2 separate regions of the Homo sapiens genome follow, and region 1 is linked to region 2. The links are chromatin contacts, found by Hi-C or POLR2A ChIA-PET in ENCODE. All regions are on one chromosome and are shown on one strand. The core of a region is the stretch at or near the end of the contact, and the rest is flanking DNA. Distances in the headings are between cores, read along the strand shown. Region 1 has its middle 19 kb from the start of LINC02344. Region 2 holds the start of STARD13 (StAR related lipid transfer domain containing 13).

What was found. Hi-C counts contacts between places; a loop is a spot of excess contacts on that map. ChIA-PET counts read pairs that join two places held with the same protein, here RNA polymerase II (POLR2A). Pooled maps may share reads with other maps.
Region 1: a map of gastrocnemius medialis shows a loop between it and region 2 (2.2-fold over the local background). The contact joins the enhancer-like site here to the promoter of STARD13 in region 2. A Hi-C loop is called at or near these places in 20 of 168 maps with a recorded cell type or tissue (IMR-90, PC-3, PC-9 and 12 more), 1 of 37 single-sample maps with no recorded cell type and 22 of 50 pooled maps. POLR2A ChIA-PET finds 5 or more read pairs at or near these places in 4 of 52 experiments (AG04450, H1, HEK293T and 1 more).

What each region holds. Positions count from the first base shown.
Region 1 is chr13:33,351,968-33,357,403 of GRCh38, forward strand. It overlaps a transcript of STARD13 not described here. Among named protein-coding and RNA genes, the nearest start is that of LINC02344, 19 kb to the left of the region's middle. Within about 2 kb of position 3,689, at least 2 of the 41 ENCODE cell types and tissues checked have a DNase peak (open chromatin) inside an H3K27ac peak, as active enhancers do; they include gastrocnemius medialis, where a contact is called at or near this core.
Region 2 is chr13:33,284,395-33,289,987 of GRCh38, forward strand. It overlaps STARD13 (StAR related lipid transfer domain containing 13), which reads right to left and starts at 1,361. Exons shown (of 14, transcript NM_178006.4): 1 at 1,076-1,361. The coding sequence starts at 1,244. RefSeq lists enhancers at 1,464-1,523, 1,534-1,663.

The sequences.
Region 1 (5,436 bases), core at 2,439-4,938, 70 kb after region 2:
ATGGTAAGAAATAGTCTTTATTGTCTTATTTTGTTACTTTAAATATTTAAAAATGTTAACTAGTGAAACATACCTCAGAATGAGCTAGAAAGTAATGAGATACTTTTTTTGTAGAATCCTGGTAAATCTTTGAAATAGTCAGTTATGAAGCAATAAGTCACGGATCAGAAACGGACTTGAAACTGTGACAGCCGGTTATATAGACTAATCCAGATTGCTTTCTGGACACAAGCCAAATACCCTTTTGATTCCATCCTCTGCTTTGTATGCATGCAGAGGTAACAAAATGCTCTGCAAAGAACAAGACTCCTGTTGTCTTAAAGTGGCTGCTATACAGTGTAACAACAAAATGTTTATCAATTACATTCCCAGGAAAGCTGTATACTTGACTTTTAGAAGGGACCTCTTGTTGAATCAAACAGACGCAATAGTTTTAACATTATATACACGGGAACAGAACATAACCATTCAAGCTATTTCAGTGATCATTTAGCTCTCAAGAGCGTGGGCCCCTACTACTTTCTATTCTAGCACATATTTTATATTCAGATGCCATTGATTAGGAGTTTTCCTTAAATGACTAATTTGAAGACTAAATTCTGGAATTGCACATTTGTTTAGTTCTGGCTGTTGGATGGCCCATGAATTGAGGACTGTCCAAGAGAAGCCAGATGAAAGACGGAAATGATCTGCCTGGAACAGGTGCCGGCTGAGCAGTGTGTGCCACCCAGCATGGCCCAGCTCTCTGCCAGCCCCGGCTGCTGGCCCTGTTGGAAGAAACCACACAGCTGTGCAGATGGAGCCGCCACAAATGCCAAGTGTTCCAACCTCAACAGGAACCTCAGGGCTACTTGGAGTAATCTGTACAGCATCCGCTCTCATTCTCCCCAAGATCTGTTTCAAAGTTGAACCTTAGGTAGCATCCCCTGTGGGGCCTTCACCAGATGAAAATATCACCTATTAGGAGAAAAGAACTCAGGTAACCCCCTAGCCCTACCTACCTTCTTGCTTACTGTCTTCCCTCCCATCGCAGCGGAAGAGGTGTTGCTCTTCCAGCCCGAGACCACGTCCCTCACCTGTGTTGGGCTTTCTTTCCCTTCTTGTCCCTACAGGTACTTTGCTACATTGGTTATTTCCTCTCCCTCACATACCCTCAATCTCTGCCTCTCCACAGGCTCAACCCTCCAGTCTCACCCTGCTTTTAAATAAACCAAAACTAAAATAACAGCAGCCATCCTAAAGCCCACTGCCTCTACCCTGTGTCCCTGGGAAGAGAAGTCTTTCCCTGTCAACACTGCAATCTGGGCTTCCTCCCTTCCTCAATGAACGTGATCTTGCCAAGGTCACCAATAATCATCTGGTTGCTAAATCTAACAACGTGTTCCAGTTATTGTTGTCCTTTCCAGGGTGCATGGACCATTGGACACTGTAGCCCATTTCCTTCCTCTGACACAGGCTTGTCTCGTGGCTGTCAGGCGACACCCTCCCCTGGGTTCCTCCTTTTCACAGATGGCCTCACATGGTCCTTCTTAAGGCCTGACAGGCTATAGATAGAAAGTATATGTGGTTAAGAGTGTGGCTAAAGGCAGTGTCCCATTTGATTCTGCATATGTTTCTGCCTCTCAGTAGTACCTCCCTAGACGATTGCATTGTGGATTAAATGAAATAATCCATTTGGCACATAGAAAAGACTTAACCTATGCTTCCAACAACAATACTATTATAATTACATTACTGTCCTAGCCCAAATCTATCCTGAGCCCTTTCAAGAAGCCTTCCCTGACACCCAACCAAAATAGCTCCTTCTCACGGCATCCAGTTTAGTTTTCCTTATAGCGCTTCCACTTCCAGACATTGTGTTTGTTTGTTTGTGGTTGGTCTCCCAGGCAGACTGTGAGCTCCATAAGAGCTGAGGCCCTGTCCGTCTTACTTGCTTGTGCATCCTCAGTGCCTAAAACAGTCCCAGACAGTTATGATCAGTAAATACTTGCAGAGTAAATGAATGATTCTACTCTAGGGCCATGTATTGTTTCCCTTCCGGATGGGTATCTCCAAAACTTTCCTTCCAAACCTGCTCTTTCATCTCTATTTCCTATGTGAGCCACCTGGTGCTACCACCCATCTAGTGACTGAGAGAGAAATCTAGAAGACATCTGAAACACCTCCATACATCCTATGCTGCTTCAATCTTCCCCCACTTCTCTATCTCCTGAGTAACTGATTTAGTTCAGGTTTTCTCTTTCCCTTCCCTGAATTTCAGCATAAAAAGAGTCCCATTTGAAAGCTCTTGGTCTCACTGCACTCTACGTCTTTATACATTAGCTGTTCTTGAATGCCCTTACCCTAATTTTTTTGTTCTTCACTCATCCTTCGAGATTCAACTCAGATGTACTCAGATGTCACCTCCTCCTTAATCCTTCTACAAATCCCAGTGGCTGGATGGATTCCTCTTCCATTGTGTTTCTTCCATGCTTTGGGGATACTGCCGGAGGAGCACTTATCAAAGAGCCAGAGTTCAGTGTCCTTACCTGTTTCTTCTCAGCTGTCCCTGCAGTCCTGAGTTCCTCCAGGTAGGACTAGCACAGAACTTTTATTTCTCAACCTCTTGTACCTTTTTCAGTGAACAGCACATAGTAGGAGTAGGATCATTTACTGACTGAATGACTATTCCTATAGTTTTAAATGACTGGTTACCACTAGGATCTGCTCCTTAGTCTAAGTGTAAATTTTAAGGATGCTTATGGTGATATTGCTTCATTCTCATTAATTATCACTCTTTTCTTATATAATATTTATTAATTTTAAATATACATACTGATAATTATAGTTTTTTAAACACAAAAATTGTAATAGAAACATTAAAAGTACCTGTAATATTACCAAAAAGAGAGCTGATAACATTTGAAAATTTTCCTTTTTATTTTTTTCCTTGCATATTAAAAAAACTTGGAAGAATTTTTATACCAAGTTTTTCATTTTTTTTCACTAAGCAGTAGATTGTGAGCATTTTTCCAATGTATTTTCTTTTAAAATGTAGTTTTTAATGAATATCTAAAATTCTGTGGGATAAACACACTATAATTTATTTTAAAGCTTTCACAATTTTGAATATTTTTCTCCAAATTTCTAAAATTACAAATAATCCTGCGATAAATAACTTTGACAAATGAAAAGATATATATTTTTTTCTCCTTCTCTTACTGCTATGTAATAAGACCCATCACCATTGCCTCTCACAACCACAGGCAATAAGCAGGACTTGCCACCCACCACCTACACATCTGAATGCCAACAACTCTGCAATTCCATTACATTTTTATCCCTTCCACTTCCCTCCCATGTTCAACTCTGATTCTGTGCCATCACCCCGTATGGAAGAGTGGAGAAGCACATTCCACGGTCTGCTTGCTGCGGTATTTTTTTGTTGGAACCCTTTGCTTGAGAATAGAGCCCAATTTCTAACTGTACCAGGCCAGGAATCCTTTGCCAAGAACCCATAGTCATGGTGCATTATTTCATGTTGCTTGCAGCTTTGCTGTGGGGAAATGCCTTCCTTGAGGAGACCCATTTTCCTTTGCTGCAGGGTAGAAGGGTGAAGAGCTCTCGCAACTCTCTCCCTGCAGCATGTTCCTTTCCCAGGAGAGATGGGATGTAGCAACTCTTCCTTTGGTGTATCCTTCGCTCCATTTCAGGGACATGCTGTTGGAGATTGTGAAATGCAATCTCATGTTACTTATTTCCTCATTTTAAAAGTGTTGCTGAAAGTTCTGGAGAAGCTGACTTTTCAAGCTGGGTCCTTGGATCACAGTCACCAATCTGTGCCTGCCCTGATTGGTCTATCTGTGTGTCCCATTGCCATGCTCTGAATCTGCCAGTCTTTGAATGCTAACAATTTTGATTGCTTTTCGGGTTTTGTTCTGTTAATTAAAAAAGCATCAGGCTCCACACTTTCTTGGAAGCAAAATTTAGTGTTAGCTGTAAGCTCTGCATTGCCAATTAATAACTTTGGCTGTGTTTCATATTTTCCTGATGTAGACTGGTAAATGCTTTGAATCTTCAGGCTCAATGTCATATCATGGTCATCAACTTTACAAATATCACAATTCCTTTCTATATTTTCATGTACACTTTGGGGGGACCATGATTACCATATGGGAGACGTTGGGTAAGTGTCTTACAAATTTCTGATGGCATTCACAGGCCATTGGATTGAAGACGTTTCCAGTGATTGAAATCATCTTGACATCACTTGTGCTATCCTTCAGACTGTCTGTTTTATAAAGGTTGAGTAAGTAATTTAGCTTACCACACAACCTCGCATTAGCATATCGATTTAGGTAATTTGTTATGACTGTCTTAGTATACATAGAGTAGTTTGAGACCTCAAACATACACTGTGAAGCATTCTTCCATTGCTACTGAGCTTCTTAAGGTCAATGAACACATCATCTGAAGAGCAGTGAAAGCCCCAGTCCCCAGCTCCCATAGGCAGTACAGGGAAGTGGCTGATGGCATAGACAGAGGAGGTAGCCAACTAGGTTCATACCATGGCTCCGCACCTACTAGCTGTGTAATCTCCATAAGTTACCCATTTTCTGAGTTCCTCAGCCTCAGCATCTATAAAATGGGGATTATAATAATGCTTCCCTCATAGGATTTTTGGCAAGGATCAAATGCAATAATACATGCAAAATATTTAGAATGATGCCTGGCATATAATGAGCATGCATTACATTTTAATTGCTATTGTTGTTGTTGCTACTATTTTGCCTAAACCATTTCTGCAATTCTCATGAGATTCCAGTCCAGCCAAATTCTGAATAGCCTCATGCTAAACAGCAAGAAGTCACTCATGAGAATTATAAACTAGCACTGGATGTGGGAGGTACGAGAATAGGATTCACATCTTAGCTCTGGGAATGATAAGGTGTAGGAGAGATAGAAGCTATTTAATATCCCTAAACATAGACTTCCTTATCTGTCAAATGCAGCAAAGAACTCTTTGTTCTACCTACCCTGCTCATACTTAAACTATATGTGAGAGTGTTTTATAATTCAAAGTGTCATCAAAATGAAAGGTATTGTAAATAATAGGAAAGTTTAGGGAAAATCTGCATATGGAGCAAGTACATTTCCTACTTGCATGCATAAAAAGATATTTATTCAACAAAGATCTGTATTCCTAGAGTGACACAGGTTTCTCCTGGTGGCCCTAGTTGTGCTCCAACTGCTGACATAAATCAAGGCTGATTAAGTATGTTTACTGGTGTGGACACTTGAAAGGGGCTGGGACCCTTGTCACCTTCCATGGGGTAACCCTCCACTCCAATTATATTTATTCCACAAATATGTGTTCAACAAACCTTTGGCATCTCTAAAGACAGGCAGCATGTGTTCCACATTCTAGAGGAAAATCTTCTGGAGATATCTCAGTAC
Region 2 (5,593 bases), core at 111-2,610:
ATCTTAAACTCATTTATTTAAGTGGAAACTGTATTTTTATAATGGCTCTAAAAATTCCTGGTTAACTTATTTAGCACCAATATAATAATTTCTTTTTTTGTTGTGTAGGAGGAGGGTGATCATTAACTGACTGTCAACGTGTGTTAGGGGCTTCTTAGGAACGGCTCTAAAAATTCCTGGTTAACTTATTTAGCACCAATATAATAATTTCTTTTTTGTAGTCTAGGAGGAGGGTGATCATTAACTGACTGTAAACGTGTGTGTTAGGGGCTTCTTAGGAATGTTCGTCTTTCTGCTTTCTACTGATATACCCTATAAGGAGCATGTTTTAAATTTTTTTTTTTTTTGAGACTGGTAAATTTTAGTAATGTCCAGACTTCCAGGCTGGTATTTTGAGGGGCTGGGAATAAAAAGAATATCAAGCAGCTTATAATCAATATTCTCTTCTCTTTGCATTAGGAAGCTGGAGTTTTGTGTGCAGGTTACGGGATTTGTTTTGAGATGAACGAACACCTTAATTCTCTACCAGGAAAACAATATTAACACATCTGTGGCAACTGCTGACATAAACATACAAACAGGAAGAGAATGCGATTCTAGTGCTTAGCCTGGTGGCCTTTAGAACAGAATTCTTGCTTTCCTCCTCTTCACTAAGGATATTCGAAATACTCTGGGCAGGGTGGACATTAGTCCCTCGCCTCCTCCCTAATGAAATAAACAAGTGTCCACATTTTAAATGTGACGGAGTGTGAGGAAACTGCAGAAAAGCTCCTAAGATACACACTGAGTAACAGTTCTCATCTGTTCTGTAGACACACGTCAGTTTGGGAATTTATGATTCACTGTCCCACCGTGAAGTTTTTTGTGCACTTTATGTTGAGCTATGTGGCAGCTAAGGACTGTCCTGTTTGCTGAAAACTGCAGCCTAAAGTTATTTTTCAAAGTTACGGGTAGTGTGGCATAGAAATCCATATGTTATAAAGTGGAAACAAACAAACAAAAAAAACTGGGTTAGCATGAAATAGAGCCAACAGAAATCAGAATGAGCAACAGCCTTCCACTGCCGGCCACTCACCTTGTTGAATTTTAGTCACTAGCTGATGGCGTGCTAGAATCCGGCTCATCCTGTAAGGAGAGCGTCTTGTAGTCTGATCAAATCGCAAGTACATCTCCTGGCCCTCAGGTGTCATGGAATTTAGGTAGTAGCAGCCTGAGGCTGGGGTCCTGGGCACCTGACTGAACATCTCGGCAGATTTCCTATTGCCACCTCAGTCTGCCTGTGGCTGTTGCCGTCTGTCTCCAGTCTCAGTCAAAGAGCAAGGCACCCAGCCCAGGACAGCTCAACAGACCCAGCGATTTTTAAAAAGAAAGAGGAGTGCCAAAGCCACAACTCAGAATTCCAACCCCCGGGGCCCTCACGTGACCTCGGGAACCAATGAGAGGAAGAGAGGAAAATGGGAACGTTTGCAGTCAGCCCTAAGCCCCGACCAGAGGCAGTTCCAGCCGCCAGGGTCCCTCACACAACGCTGAAAGCAAAATACACGTATTTGACGTGCCTCAGAGCTGACGAAGCACCCAAAAGCAGCCCTCACTAAAGGAGTCGAAAGAAAAAGAGAGAGGGAAGGGCAAAACAAGTAGAAGACAAACAAGTCCAGGGCTCAGGAAACTTTTCAGCCTGTCAAAGTTAGAGAAAGCTCCTTCGCTTTCTACAGGGCAGCAGCAGCCAGGTAAAAGATGGACCTGATAAATCTCTTAAATTTAAAAAACACAACACAACAAAAAAAAACTACTTCAAACAAGCATCAACAGCTGAGCGTAAGCCACCACCTTCATTATCAAGAAACAACTCAAATAAAAACTTTTCCAGTGAAAAATAAACTTCAAGGGCTTTAACACCAGGAGTGAATACACCACAGATCCTGACCCTCACGTGATGGGAATTGGAGGGCTCTTACAGATAAGACTCAGAGAGGCAAAGTACACACGCGTTACGTATTAAGCATCCTTTCCTCTTTGATTTCTCTACTTCCCCAATTTTTAATCACCTAGAGGTAAAATACTTAGAAGGTGCCTATCACATTTAAGACACTGAATCATTTAAGACAAGAATCACTGCAGAAGTTGCAAAGGTACTTCAAAGATACTGTCATCAACCTGCTAAGGACCCATTGAGAAGTTATACAAAAGCTTCTAACATGAGGCCATATATATGTCTCAAAAAGGACGCAAACACAATGCTAGGTGAGCAATATTATTTTTGACTGGGGTGATGATTGCAAGCCAGATAGAGAAAGAGACATTTGGATAGGCTTTTTAAAATGGGGGGAATTCTGATAGGCAGAGGCTGGGGAGGGCTTTGCAAGAGACTGTAGGTACCCATGTGTGCAGATCCAGAACCAGAGTATATGGTTTAAGCAAACTGCTAGTAATTCAGTTTGGCCATATCTGAGTGTGTGTGTATATATATACGTGTATATATATATGTGTGTATATATATGTGTATATATGTGTGTATATATATACATACACACACTGAGTGACATATATGTATATGTCATTATAATTTTCCCTGTTTTTCTTCTTTAACATTGTTTGATGTGAAGAGAAAAAGTCCACAGAAAACATGTTATCAAATTCTGAGCCTGGGGCTGAAAGAATAAAGTTCTTTGATACAAAAAGTATATGACCAAGTTGCTTCTACATTTGGCTGACGGAAACATAGCCTGGCTGGGAATTTATAGTCTAATAATGAGAAATTATTTCTACATTATTTCCAAATTAAAAGTTTAACAGGATTTAAATTAGGACTTTGATTCTTCTTACTCTGGCTCTCCGAGGCCCATAAGCCTTAACAACTTTCCCTGAGGGAATTGTTGCTAGCCTGATTCTGAGAAGCAGCTCGTCTTGTATAACTGTCCCGCTATGAGAATAAACAAGTTAAGCACGATCTCTGCAGCCCAGCATGTGACAATTGCCTACTACCTCACGTAGTTGGTAATTGTCAGCCTCTTCGGGTGGTTACACAAGAGTCATCATGTCTTTGTTTTCAGGTTGGCTTCATGGCAGGAAGGGAAAGAAAGATCTATGGGGCCATACTGTGCACTTTCCATTCTTATTTAGGATTTGAGCAGCAGTTTTTCTGTTCCATAGCATCGTCTGTGGAAGGTGAAAGGGATCTGAGACCTAAGGAACTGCTCGGCAGAAGCTCGAATGGAGAAAGGTCGAGCACCATATTGCAAAGTTGGCTGCCTGGAAGGTTCATGAGCCCAGCTCAGTCCGCACCGGTGGCCGTCCAATTAAGGTGCTTGCATCAGCTGCTTTGTGCACGTGCTTTCGGCTTGATGGTCCAACACTGGGAGCATCTGTGTCATAACTTTTTGTTCAAGGCAGACACTTGGTGGTTATCACTTTTTTACTGGAAGAGAATGGAAGGAGGGTGGAGAGAGAAAGAAGAGGGGAGCATGGGACTTGAGAACATTGAACATGTTCTGGGAAACCAAGTAAAGGTGAGGAAAAGGTAAAAAGGTAAAGGTGAGGAAAAAATACGTAGCTTTTTATAGCTTTGGAGAGCACTTAAAGATAGACCGGCCATTTCCAATGCCAACCTTGCAGTTCATTGCTGACTTGGCTGCATTCTATTATGAAAACAAGTGGAATGATTCTTCCTGAGAAGGATTGCAGTGTGTCAAGGCGAGGTTACTAGATAAAACAATAACAACGACAATAAAACTTACATTGTCTCCTTTTTGCATAGTCATGAATGTGTTGAAAGTGCTGGGGTGTCTGGTTCTGAAAACATTAAGATCATAAGTTTGTATTTATGACTACATATAATATTTCATTAAAATAATCTTAGCAATAAAGAGCAAGAATTGAATTTATTTATTTATTTTTAAGATGGTGCCTCACTCTGTCTCCCAGGCTGGATTGCAGTGGCGCAATCATAGTTCACTGTAGTCTCCAACTCCTGGGCTCAAGTGATTCTCTTGCCTCAGCCTCCCAAGTAGCTGAGACTCCAGGTGCACACCATCACACCTGGCCAATTAAAAAAAAAAAAGTTGTAGAGATGGGGGTCTCTCTTTGCTTCCTAAGCTGATGGCAAACTCCTGGCTTCCAGCATTTCTCCTGCCTCAGCTTCCCAAAGTGGTAGGATTACAGGCGTGACCAATCACACTTGGCCCTACATTTTTTTTTTTAAAAAAAGGGAATTTTTATTCCCTAATTAAAAAAAAAAAGCCAACTTAGAATGAAGCCTCATTTTTTCAAAAAATCAGCCAGCATTTTAATAAGGGGCTCTAGGAAGGATCACATATCAACATTTGGTTTTCTGTATGCATATACAGGGCCGCTAAAGTTTTATTTCATAGTTCAAGTAGTATCTATAAATTCATGTACCTGCTCACCATGTTTTTGTCATTTTGTATTTCCAAGGTACTATATTTAAAGCAAATATGTAACATTATTTTCTCATTAGCATGTCATTAGTACCTTGTTTTATGCTAAAGTATTGCCATTGCTATGAAACTTGTATTTTTTAAATAAATTCTTTTTTGTGATCATATAGTCCCCGTGTTAGAAGAATTACCACTGGGGTAGACAGGTCTGTTGTATTAGAATCAAGAAGTGGCTAGTTCTCTCTCTGGCTTTTCCTTTACAGGCAACTGAGAGAGCTGGTCCTCTTCTCCAGTGAGTGCATGAAGTCCTATGGAATCAAAGAGGGAGAGAGTGCCCAAATCACAAGCATCTTCCAGGACTGACACCATATCTCTTCCTCTCTAATTCCTTTAAAAATGAGGAAAACAGATGGCACTTGTGTTCAGTTTTCACCTACTTTTCTTCCCTCCTAATCTGCTCATCAATTGTGATCTTCAGTAAGACTATTTCAGGAGTGAGATAAACAGATGGTTACTGAGAACCAAAGACAGCAAAAGAGAAGGGAAAGGAAAGAGGAGAGAAGGGAACAGCATTGAGCACCTACTATGTGCCAGGTCTGAAGCCTTCATGGCTTCACATTTTAGGTTTTTTAACATTAATCTCCACAGCTATCACTGGAGGTATCTGATTGGATGGAAAGGAGGCTAAGATTCACAGAAGTCACAAAGCAAGCAAGTGCAGAGCCTTTGTGCATCTCCAAGCTGATGCTATTTTCACTCTTTTCACTATTACACAGGAGAGACAGGGAAGGAAAAACACGGCACCGAAAAGGCACTCCGGAAATTGGAAAGGGGAGAGCATTTTGGAAGAAGAGCCTGAAAATCATCCTAATCCTATTTAACTGCCTGCGATACTGGAATGCCTACATGGAAATATGGGTATGGGGCGGCTAAAATCCCGTGGTGATTGAGAGTTGGTGTCTTCAAGTAAGAAGTACAGATCCCAGAGCCCTTAGTCAATCAATAGAAGCCACAAGCCCTCTTAGGAGTAACCCATAGGTGAGGACTAGAGACTCTCCCCACCCCCCCAACCCTCAAATGAATAAGCAGCTCAGCTTGACCCTCTTTGCCAATCCTTTCCAGGGTAGTTTATTCTCTGCATTCTGTCCGTCCTCAAGGCTAATGCTGCGTATGCCTTGAGTTTCTCATAGCATTCACTG